Linked DNA regions of Homo sapiens: regions 1 and 3 are each linked to region 2. A link is a contact called in ENCODE Hi-C or POLR2A ChIA-PET data. All regions are on one chromosome and are shown on one strand. The core of a region is the stretch at or near the end of the contact, and the rest is flanking DNA. Distances in the headings are between cores, read along the strand shown. Region 1 holds the start of BDNF (brain derived neurotrophic factor). Region 2 overlaps LINC02758 (long intergenic non-protein coding RNA 2758). Region 3 has its middle 260 kb from the start of LINC02742.

Region 1 (3,736 bases), core at 609-3,108, 870 kb before region 2:
AATAAAGGGGAGAGAGAGATTTTGCAGGATATTGAGTCAGTAGGGAGGGGTCTCATTTAATATCATGTCGCCTTTTATATGCAGTTAGAAAATCAACGTTCCCAATTACATATTACTTTGCTTTAAAAGATTACTAGGAGGATTAATAAACACTCAGAAATATGCCTTTCTTTGCTTCTGGCCAAGAACATTCCTGCGTGCTTGTCGGAAAATGTTCTTTGGTTGCTACTGACATTAAGGAGTAAGTGCAGGATAACTAGAGGACCCTAAAATAAGATCCAAGAAGCCCTAACACACCGCCAATCGAGGCTTATCAAAGCTCCCCCAGCGCGAGGAAAACTTGCATAGAAGCCAAACAAGAACGAGGAGTCAAAATCCACCGACGACGAGTCGCACGCCCCACCGAGCTGGAGTCAGCAGCACCATTCAACAAGTCCCTCCTACCAGCTCTCTAAGGGATCCCGCAAAACCTTCCTTTACCACTTCCCCACCCCCAGCCTCCCGCCCCCAGTAGCTGCTCTTGGCAGCATGGCCGGCAGAGGGCACCCTCTACCTTCCCTAGCTTCGTTCTCTGGGTCCCCTCCTCCTCCTCGCCTCCCCTCCACCCCGGTCCCTCATCCCCGCTCTACCCCCAACACACAAACACTGCATCCTCCAGTTCACCCTCGCAGCCCCGAGGCTTCTTCCTTAGGGATGCCCCTAGTCTGTAATCTCCCCTTCTTCTTGCCCGTCAGGCACAGAGCCCCCAATCCTCAGCTATTTCTTTCCAGGAGTAACTCACTCACCCATTCCTCTTCCCGGCTCTGCATCCCCAGAGACTAACCCGAGTCAAGAATCCCCCACGTACATCCCAACCACTCCCCGAAAGTCAAAACTCTTAACTTCCCTGGAGGGCGCTTCAGAAGAGGGGCGCAGGATGGGTAGAGATGTGGGTTCGGCCTGCCCGAGAGTGTCGCAGACCCTTTCAGTTCCCAGCGGTAGGAATTCCGCCTCCCAAGTTTTCCAAGCTACATTGGCTTCGGACTTGTAAGTCCACTTCAGTCTCAATTCCTGGGGAGCAGGTAGCCGTGTGCAGCTCCGGGGAAGGGATGCGGGCTGAAGGCGCAAGCTTCCCTCCCACTCCCCCCGCAAGTCGGCGCGGGGACCACCCACCCCCTGGAAGGATTCCTAGCCTAGCCCCAGCACCCTCCCCTCAGTCAGGACCCTCGACAGCTCTGGCCCCCTAAGTCTCTCTCGACTACTCCTGGGCTGGGGGAGGGCTGCGAGGGATCCCCGGGTCGCCGTCTTTGCTCCCATCACGCAGCTCTGGGTCTCCTCCAGGCCTTCCCTCCTCTACTTCGTGACTTCCCCGGGTCCCTTTTTCCCTGGTGGTGCCGGCTGACCTTCTGGGTTGTGGGATGGGGGAGAAAACTCCCCAAGAGTAACTCCAAATCGTCCCTTCTACCGGAGGGGAGGAAAGAAGGAGACTGGCCTCGTCCCACAACTTTGGGGTGGGGGATCCCCCAGTCAACTCTCTCCCGCGGACGGGCAGCTCCTGCACCAAGCCCCATTCCCAGCGCTTGCCTACCTCGGGGTCCACACAAACCTCACGGGTCCCCGGCGGCGGAGTCACATCGTGGTTCCGATTCTGGCTCCAGCGCCCAGCCCCGGTCCCCGTCGCGGTGCTGCTCCCCGCCGGCCCCACAGCAGCGGTGGGTGTCTCATTAAAGCCCCCCGAGCAGGAGGTGGAGGGGCGCACCGGGCTGGCTCCTCTGTCCGGCCCGGGAGCCCGAGGCGCTACGGGGTGCGCGGGACAGCGAGCGGGCGGGTGCGCCCGGGCGCGGCGGCGGCAGCGTCGGGGACCCGGAGCTCCAGGCTGCGCCTTGCGCCCGGGTCAGACATTATTTAGCTCTTCGGTTGAGCTTCGATTGGTCAAACGGCGCCGCCCCCCCCCCCCCGCCCCCCGCCCCCCGCTCCCCGCTCGCCCGCGCTACCGATACCCGTTCGAGGCGGCCGCTTAAAGGGAACGCCGCGTCTTTTCCTCGCGCGGGGAACCGAGGGGCGCCCGGAACTCCCCGCTCCCCCGGGGCCTGTCCTCACCTCCTCCCCTAGGGCCCCGCGACATCGCCCTGCGAGTCCTGCGCCCTCCTGGGGCGCCTTGGACAGGACGCCCGCGGCTTCGAGGGGTGTTCCAGCCCCAGCCTCAGCCCCGGGGAACCCCGCGTCCCGCGCCCTCTGCAGAAACCCCGGCTGTGGGCGCTGGGGCGGGAGGGAGCGAGTGAGAATCGCACGCCCCGAGGTCTCGCTCCCCTAGCTTTCAACTCTCCCCTTCCTCCCCATCCCAGCACCCAAGTTCTCTGGGAGAGGGCGTGCGTTTCCCGGGCCACAGACACACCTTCCCGCACCTTCCTGCACTACGGAGCTTGCGAACGCGAGCACACAATGAAATCGCACAGAGCATGGGGGCTATTGGTTTACTCTGCTGCCTTAAACACGCCGGCTTAAACAGAGTTCGCGCACTGACCTCTCTAGAGTTTGCCTAATAGGAATTCAATCAAGATAATAACAGCATTTTTTATTGATGAACGCCCCCAGATAACGTTACACCAAGTTACTTGTTCCAGCCAGGAAGCCCAGGCAATGACAGACCTCGCTAAAGCCACACGCTTTCTAGCCGACCAAACAGAAAAACGGAAAGAGAAAGAAAGAAAACAAACCCACCTTTTCAGTCACTACTTGTCAAAGTAACCATCAAGGCAGCTGCTCCGGGAAAGACTTCGGCCCCAAAACTCCCACACTCTATTATTTTTTCACGTTCCCTTCGCTTAATTAAAGGGGGGAGGGGGCGCGAGTCTTTGGTGCCCGGTATGTACTCCTTCTGTTCTGCAGCAAAGAAGTTAAATTATTGATAGTGGAAATTGCATGGCGGAGGTAATACTCGCACCCCATCAGCGAGAAGCTCCATTTGATCTCGGCAGAGGCAGGGAGATTTCATGCTAGTTCGCCGGGGGGAGCGGCAGCGAGAGCAGCCCTCTCCGCGGTGAATGGGAAAGTGGGTGGGAGTCCACGAGAGGGCTCCACGGTGCCTTGACGTGCGCTGTCATATGATACCTCCGCTGCCTCGAAATAGACACTCTAGTGCACGAATTACCAGAATCAAAATTCAGCGCATTTAAAATGATACATCTTTTATTAGAAGAGTTCCGTTCCAGGGCATTGCATGCTTTTGCAGATGTTTTCACTTCCAGCCCCAGCAAACACACGTATAAGCTAACCCTTTTAATAACGAACCAGGGCAGCCAAGATAAATAAAAAGTCTTCTGCTTTAACCAGAGTGGGGGTAGGTGATTCGAGGGTGGGGGCAGAACTGGCTCAGTTAATCCTCCCCCGCCCTCCACCCCCACCACTGCCCGCAGCAAAAGAGCAAATAGCCTTTCGGGTTCTCATTTGCCTGTAGCCAAGACCCTTGAAGAGAACTTATATGGCTAGGGTCCAGAGGACATTTTCAATTATCCATTTGATGAACTCTGTCAACCGTCTACCTGTGTTTCTGCTTTAAAGCTGAATTTTCTTCTCATTAGTTCAACCAATTTGTGCAGACCTTAAAATTTAGAATAAAGAATAAGACAGCAGTACCGTACTTAACTTGGAGTCCCTGGACCTCCTCGGAGCATAAAAATCACCTGGGTGAGTGTTAAAATGAAGGTCCCTCCTCCTGAAATTGTGATTTAGTAGGGGTGGGGCAGGGCCCAGGAGT
Region 2 (3,652 bases), core at 273-2,772:
GTATACGTGTTTGCGTTTTTTAAGCAAACTCAAGAACCAAAGTATGAGATGCATATAAGCAATAAGAAATGTCTTATGGCTCTCCAACACACCAGATTTGCCCAATTCCTTAAAAGTCTGATTATTTTCACGATCACAACCAATGTTGATCCTAGTATGCCATTGTAAAAGCTCCTTTATCAATCAAAATTTTATTTGTTCAAAAAGATAAGTCTTGCTTTCTCCAAATGATATCTCCCAAAGAAGATATTCTGTGGACCACATCTAAGGGAAATGTGTCTATATTAAACCTGACTTTTAACAGAAATAGGAAACATTTTGCATTTTTTGCTCCATGGTCATTCTTTGACTGAATAATGCAATTCATGCTGAGAAATGTACTCTCAAGCTGTGTATCAGAGCTCCAGAATTCTGGAAAAAAATTGTATCTTTATCATTTTGATGACTGATCTTAATGATTCCAGTGTGCGATATTTTCTTCAGTAACCAAATGCTTAAACTTCATGTTCTGACATTAGCATAGAAAGCAAAGTGAGCTCAAATGTATCTCCAATCAGTTTGCCTTATATATGAATAGCTTTATCTTCTACCAATAAATAAAATTATCTTCCAGGATAAAGCCTGGGGTTAATCTTGAAGAATTCGAACTTGTGTAAGTAAATAGATTGTTTTTGGAAAAGTATAGAAGTGGCCACCAAACAGATCATGGTTTATTCAGGAAAAAATAATTCTGTGGTTGTTACCTGTTCCACAAAATGCTCAACCACATCTTGCTTTGCTTTTTCAGATTCAATTTTCTTTCCCACATCATTCCAAAATTGCAGCTAAATATAGTGCTTTTTAGACTTGCCAAGTTGTGACTCCCTAAAAGTTAACTTGGAAATATCTGTCACAGATATTGACAGAGTGACCAAAGCAGACCTGTGACTTTATTTCAGGGAGAAGTGCCTGGCAGGAAAGCCAAGTGATGTTATATTTCAAAGGATTTAGGCAGGCTAGGGAAAAAATGCAGTATCTGAAAGAAAATATTACATTTATTACTTCCTAGTCTTTTAGAAGCTCCCATTATGGCAGTTGCAAACAAACAAATAAAATTACAATAAATTCAAGCAAGCAGTCACACAAATAATCCAAAAAAAGGAAATATGTTTATGTACTCTAGAAACTGAAAGCCCCAGGGTTGATTAGTAATGAAATGCCTGTGGAATTAAAATAACATCAGAAAGATTTTTTAGAATAATAAACTGTCAAAAGTAAACCGCCCTACTCAAGATTCTGCTTGTTCCCGGCAAAGAGTTTCCAACACATTCTGGAACACGAGGAAAGTTCCTCATTTGCAAAAGTACAGCTAGCAGAATAGATAGAAGGAAGGCAGAAGACTTTATCTTTTCCTTCACCCTTCATTGTGGCCGTGATAAAAAGCTCCAGGGCCTCCTGTCCATGACCTTAGTCCTTTGGAGAAGGCTGGTGGGGGGAGTGCAGGCCAGGCTCAAGCTTGCCATTAGTCAGTGATCTGTGAATAGCTTTCGGTCCCTTAATGACGTGAGCGCAGGCTCCAAAGGGAGCGGGTGACTCAGAGCGCAGGAGGCTCAGAGATTGCCTGAGCAGCCATTAGCACGTCATTGGTAATCCCAGCGACACCTTTCACATCCGCGGTATTTGTCTCCATGCTCTCCGCGGAAGGCTGCGAGAATGTTTTATTTAAGGGCTCTGGGCTGCCTTCTGCCTGACAGGATTGCTTGTCTGCAGGGCTTACTAACACTTGCAGATCTTCCAAGAGAAGAGGGGTGGGGGATGCGGAATTCCTAGTATAGTTACAGGCCATTTCCGTGAACGCAGACATTATGCCTCTGCACTTTGGAAATTGCATGGCAGATTAAAACTGTAGCCCTTGTCCTTTTACTTCATGACAGAAAGAAGCAAAGGAAAGGCTCAATCATTGCTGCGCAAAGTCTGCTTAATTCCATAAATATCTATTAAACGTCTACTATGAAAGTAGTATAATATAAAATAGCGGTCAAGAGCACATCTTGTGGCATCTGATATAGCTGGATTTGAATGACAGTTCTGTTGCTATTTGTGTGACTTTAGGTGAGTTACTTAAAGTCTCTGAGCCCCGTTATCTGCAGAATGGATATAACAGTGACCTTCTCAAAGGATTGTTGCAAAGGTTAAATGATAACAATGTATATATGGCACTTGGCAAATAATAAGGACGTAAGTGACAGCTATTTGATTTCTATGTACTGAGCACTGGGCTAGGCGCTGGGCTACCGGGGCACATAGGACACAGTTCCTCCTTGAAGGAACTCACAGAGCAAGGAGAAGCAAACAAGGAAACAAACAATTGTAGTGTGGGGGTGATAAGTCTATATTAGCATAGTGGTTCTAAAATTTTAATGTACATTAGGATGACCTGGGGATCTTTTTAAAATGAAGATTTTATAAGGAACTTAATTAAGCAAAAAAAAAAAAGCTAGAGAGAAAGAAAGAGAATCATTAAAGAGTAGGCAAAAGACGTGAACAGGCCCTTCTCAAAAGAAGACATAGAAGCAGCTAACAAATATGTGAAAAAATGCTCAACATCACTAATCATCAGGGAAATGCAAATCAAAACTACAATGAGATACTATCTCACACCAGTCAGAATGGCTATTACTAAAAAGTTGAGAAACAACAGATGCTGAGGCTGCTAAGAAATGGAAAGGCCACTGTTGGTGGGAATGTAAATTAGTTCAGCCACTGTGGAAAGCAGTTTGGAGCTTTCTCAAAGACTTAAAACAGAACTACTATTTTGACCCAGAAATCCCATTATTGAGTATATATTCCAAAAATCATTCTACCAAAAAGACACATGCACTCATATGTTCATTGCAGCACTATTCACAATAGCAAACACACGGAATCAACCTAAGTGCCCATCAATGGTGGACTGGATAAAGAAAATATGGTACATATACAACATGGAATACTATGCAGCCATAAAAAAGAACAAAATTGTGTCCTTTGCAGTAACATGGATGCAGCAGGAGGCCATTATCTTAAGTGAATTAACACAGGAATGGAAAACCAAATACTGCATATTCTTACTCATAGGTGGGAGCTAAACTTTGATTACTCATGATATGAAATGAGAACAATGGACACTGGGGGCTTCTAGAAGGGAGGAGGCAGAAATGGTGGCAAGAGTTGAAAAATTAACCCTTGGTTACTATGCTTGGTCTCTGAGTGACGGGATCAATCATAATCTAAACCTCAGCATTCTGCAATATACCCAGGTAACACACCTGCACATGTATCCCCCGCAACACCTCTGGAATCTAAAATAAAGGTTAAAACTATTAAAAGAAAAAAACAGAGAAGAAGATTTTGATTCAGTAGGTATGGCAGGGGAAAGCTGAGAATCTGCATTTCTGTCAAGCACCCAGGTATTGATGAGGGATGCTGGTCCAAAGACAGTACTTTGAGGAGCAAGAACCTAGAGCAATGGATGTATAGGTACATGGAGAGCAAATAAAGGGGCAGCAAGTTCTGCTGTGTTCACCTTTGAGTTTCTGCCTTGTGGATGCTAAACACTTTGCACCCTTTCTTCCAGTTCTTCTGTCTCCCTTCTAGCTGTCCAGGACCTCATTTGAATCCAACACCAAACACA
Region 3 (3,723 bases), core at 373-2,872, 590 kb after region 2:
GATGTTAGCGTTGGGAGAAATTAGATGAAGAGTATATGAGGTCACTCTATATTATTTCTTACAATAGTATGTGAAACTACATTTTCATACAAAAAACAGTTTAATTGAAAAAAATTTCCCAAACTGGATTTTTTGATCCTGCCATAGATTATTCCAAAGATAACAAAAGTTTTTCTATTTCTGAGCATGATTAAAGAGAAGATAAAGAGTGCCTCTATTTCCTCTGAAGACAGAATAAACTATTTTCTTTTTGGTAAGAAGACATGCAAAATACCACTGAAACAAGTCCCACACAGTTTAATCATCTCAGAGCAACCAGTGAAATCTTTCTAAAATGTATTTAGAGCATATTTGTCTTATGCTGAATAATCCCCACTGTTTTCCCATTGTACTTGAAATAAAATTCAATTTATTTGCTATGGCATATAAGGTCCTACATAATGTGACTCCCTTATATACTTTGATCTCATCTCAACTTCTTTTACTAATTTTATTAGTTATCTATTGCTGTGCAACAAGCTACTTTAAAATATTGCAACTTAAAAGAATGCACATTTTTTTATCTGCAATTTCTGCAAAGTAGAAATCTGGGCATAGCTTAGCTGGGTCTTCTGCTTTGAGGTCTCTCACAAGGCTGTAAACATGTCAGGCAATACAAAAGTGTTACCTGAAGACTCAGATGGAGAAAAATCCACTTCCGAGCTCACCGACGTGGTCGTTAAGAGGATTCAGTTTCATAAGCGCTGTTGCACTGAGAGCTTCCATTCCTTGCTGGCTGTTGGCAAGAAGCTACCCTCAGTTTCTTGCCACATAGGCCTCTCCAACACGCCCCTTGTTTCATCAAGGCTAATGAGACAAGGGAGAGAGAGAGAATCCACAAGCAAGACAAAGTCAGCATCTTTTGTGACTTAAGTAGAAAAGGGACATCCTCTCAATGTTGCTGTATTTTATTGGTTACAAGATAGTTACTCTAGGGGAAAGCATGACACTAGGTCCTGAGTAACAACAGGTGGGGTCACTGAGGGCTATATAAGAGCCACCCTATCACACTAGTCTTCTTGCTGTTTACTGTATATCTGATCCAAGATTGTTAGAAAGCTGACTCCTTGTCATTTGGTAGGTCAGAGTTAATTGTGGAGAAGACCCAAAGTCTATAGAAGTGGAGTTGGAAATGGAGGTATATTGGGCTGATTGGCAGCTGGTAAGCTACCTGGGTGTGTAGGTGTGTCCGCAGATTGGTAAATTGAGTTAGGCTGGCCTGAAGTGAAGATTGCCAAATTCAACACAAGTGTGATAGTGAAAAATTAGAAAAGGAAATATTCATTAAATATCTTTTATGACTCAGCCACCATGTTTGTTGTTTTGCACACAAAATGTTTTACAAAATTATCTCGATGATATCATCCTAATCTTTTAAATAATGAAATCCAAGGCAGAGAGATTAAGTATCTCCAAAGATTACACAGTTGAAAAATAATTCAAACTCCTAGTCTTTCTAACTTTAATAACTGTTCATTTGCCACTGTCCCACAGTGGCTTCTGAGATGTCAGGGACTTCTCAGAGGAGCTGGTGGCCCAGGCTCGTGCTTTAGCTGGGCTCTCCTATTGAGCTTTCTCCAGGCTCCAGCGATGCTCCTTTGCATTCTGCTGCTCCCTTATGGCCATGACTGTAATTACAGCTAAGTTTACAGCCCTGGAAGAGGTTTCCAAGGGAGGGAGGCAGGAATCTGAAAGAACATTGGAGCATCAACCAAGAAAATAAAGAATTTGCAAATGAGGAAAAAAAGAGAGAAGAAAAAAGAGAAAAGAGGAGGAGGATGGGAGTTAGGACACAGAAGAGAAGGAGAAGAAGGAGAATGGTATGGTTTGGCTTTGTGTCTCCACCCATATCTCGCCTGCAATTGTTGTCTTCATAAATCCCCACGTGTCAAGGGTGGGACCAGGTGGAGGTAATTGAATCATGGGGGTGGTTTTCCCCATGGTATTTTTGTGATAGTGAGTGAGTTCTCAGGTGATCTGATGGTTTTATAAGTGTCTGGCATTTCCCTCTTGCACTCTCACTCTGTTCTGCCACCCAGTGAGGAAGATGCCTGCTTCTCCTCTGCCTTCTGCCAAGATGGCAAGTTTCCTGAGGCCTCCCCAGCAAGATGGATCTGTGAGTCAATTACACCTATTTCCTTTATAAATTCCCAATCTCGGGTATTTCTTCATACCAGTGTGAGAACAAACTAATGCAGAGGGAGAGCAAAAGCAGAAGAGGAGGGAGGGAGTTAAAAAAAAGAAAAGATTGTGGTTGGACTGCTCCAGGAATCAGACAAGTTTATTAGAAAAAAACTTTCTTCTCCGGCCTTATAGAATACATGAAAGCTTGATAGAAAAGCCGAGTATCTGCTAAATAGTGAGAGGACGGCCATGCCTCTTATAATAAAAGTATACTCAATAAAGCTTAATTATAAAATAATACCTGTAAATATAAAAAGTAAAATGAATTTTCATTTTATTTCAGATGCATTATTACATTTTATTAAAAGAAACCTGTGAAATAGGATTCTCATTATCCCTATTTACAGAAGGAGAAATTGAGGTTTGGGGAAATTTAGACTTGCCTTTTGGGTCACTCAGCTAAAACGTAGTGGACCCCAATAGTACTTCATATCTTTTCATGCCAAACTCTGTCTTTTGCTTTTATATCATATGTCTCTGTTGTACCTATCTTTCAGTTTTAAAGATTCTCTTAACCTACTGGTTCTCCCTCCAGGAGGTCTTCCGGGTTTCCTAGATCCTTTTTGGCTTCAGTTTGTAGTTGCATTATCTTAGTCTTTAAATTACAGGAATTGCTCAGGTACGGTACATTTTCACATCCAGACCACTAGTTCCATGCTTTTCCCACTCACAGATGATGCATACTTAGAACATTTGAGGTCATATTGCACAGACCTTTTAAAGAGAAGTATCAGTGAGTTTTTAAAAATCTATGTCTTTATCTCCTGCAGGTGGTTGTGGGGGGAGGGCACGTAATTGAGAGTTAATTGATTGCGTGTTTTCCCCACTAGAGTTTCATTACCATCCTACACTTCTATTATATGGGTCTTGAGGATCAAGACTTCCAAGGCCATCGATGATTCAACAAATTAATACAGACCAGAGCTAGTAATCACAGCTTGGAGATGAGGGAATGAGAGCACACTGATAGAAGTAAAGGGCAGTTTGGAAGGGAGGACCAGGGCTGCTTCCTCATTGTTTTTCCTGTCTGTCTGCAGTTCATTGTGTTCTTGAAAATGTTACTTTTCCAGTACCTAATGAATGATACATCAAGGCCTGCCATGAAACTGTAGGGAGAGACTTTATGGTATGACTCATGAGCCATGCTGAATTACAGATCTTTTCTCATTAGTCTGATTAAAAACCTAAGCTCATTATGGCTCAGGAAGTGATTTAGTTTCAATGCCTTTTGGTTATGTTCCTTTTTTATTTTCCAGGAGTGCATATTTTGGCTAAGAATTCATTTTCTATTTTAAATGGTTCTAAATTTCAATTCTTAAAATGTGTGTTCATTATCATATCATTCAGACCTGTAAATGTTCTTTTTATATTTTAAGAACTATTATTTATAAGCAAAGTGATTTTAATTTTATCTCATGTAATATTTTCCTTCACAAATGAGAATCTTCAAGAAAGACTTTTGGCATGTTATTTTTTTGACTTTCTGAATAAAATACTTTT

Evidence for each region. A loop is a pair of places that touch in the nucleus more often than their neighbours do. ChIA-PET counts read pairs that join two places held with the same protein, here RNA polymerase II (POLR2A). Pooled maps may share reads with other maps.
Region 1: a map of IMR-90 shows a loop between it and region 2 (3-fold over the local background). The contact joins the promoter of BDNF here to the enhancer-like site in region 2. A Hi-C loop is called at or near these places in 1 of 168 maps with a recorded cell type or tissue (IMR-90) and 4 of 50 pooled maps. POLR2A ChIA-PET finds 5 or more read pairs at or near these places in 3 of 52 experiments (AG04450, PC-3 and Panc1).
Region 3: a map of IMR-90 shows a loop between it and region 2 (5-fold over the local background). The contact joins two enhancer-like sites. A Hi-C loop is called at or near these places in 3 of 168 maps with a recorded cell type or tissue (IMR-90, chondrocyte and endothelial cell of umbilical vein) and 3 of 50 pooled maps.

The regions. Positions count from the first base shown.
Region 1 is chr11:27,698,597-27,702,332 of GRCh38, forward strand. It overlaps BDNF (brain derived neurotrophic factor), which reads right to left and starts at 1,859. Exons shown (of 2, transcript NM_001709.5): 1 at 1,568-1,859.
Region 2 is chr11:28,565,274-28,568,925 of GRCh38, forward strand. All of the region lies in intron 4 of LINC02758 (long intergenic non-protein coding RNA 2758), which reads left to right. Among named protein-coding and RNA genes, the nearest start is that of LINC02758, 28 kb to the left of the region's middle. Within about 2 kb of position 1,523, at least 12 of the 41 ENCODE cell types and tissues checked have a DNase peak (open chromatin) inside an H3K27ac peak, as active enhancers do; they include IMR-90 and endothelial cell of umbilical vein, where a contact is called at or near this core.
Region 3 is chr11:29,158,114-29,161,836 of GRCh38, forward strand. No RefSeq gene overlaps it. Among named protein-coding and RNA genes, the nearest start is that of LINC02742, 260 kb to the left of the region's middle. Within about 2 kb of position 1,623, at least 2 of the 41 ENCODE cell types and tissues checked have a DNase peak (open chromatin) inside an H3K27ac peak, as active enhancers do; they include IMR-90 and endothelial cell of umbilical vein, where a contact is called at or near this core.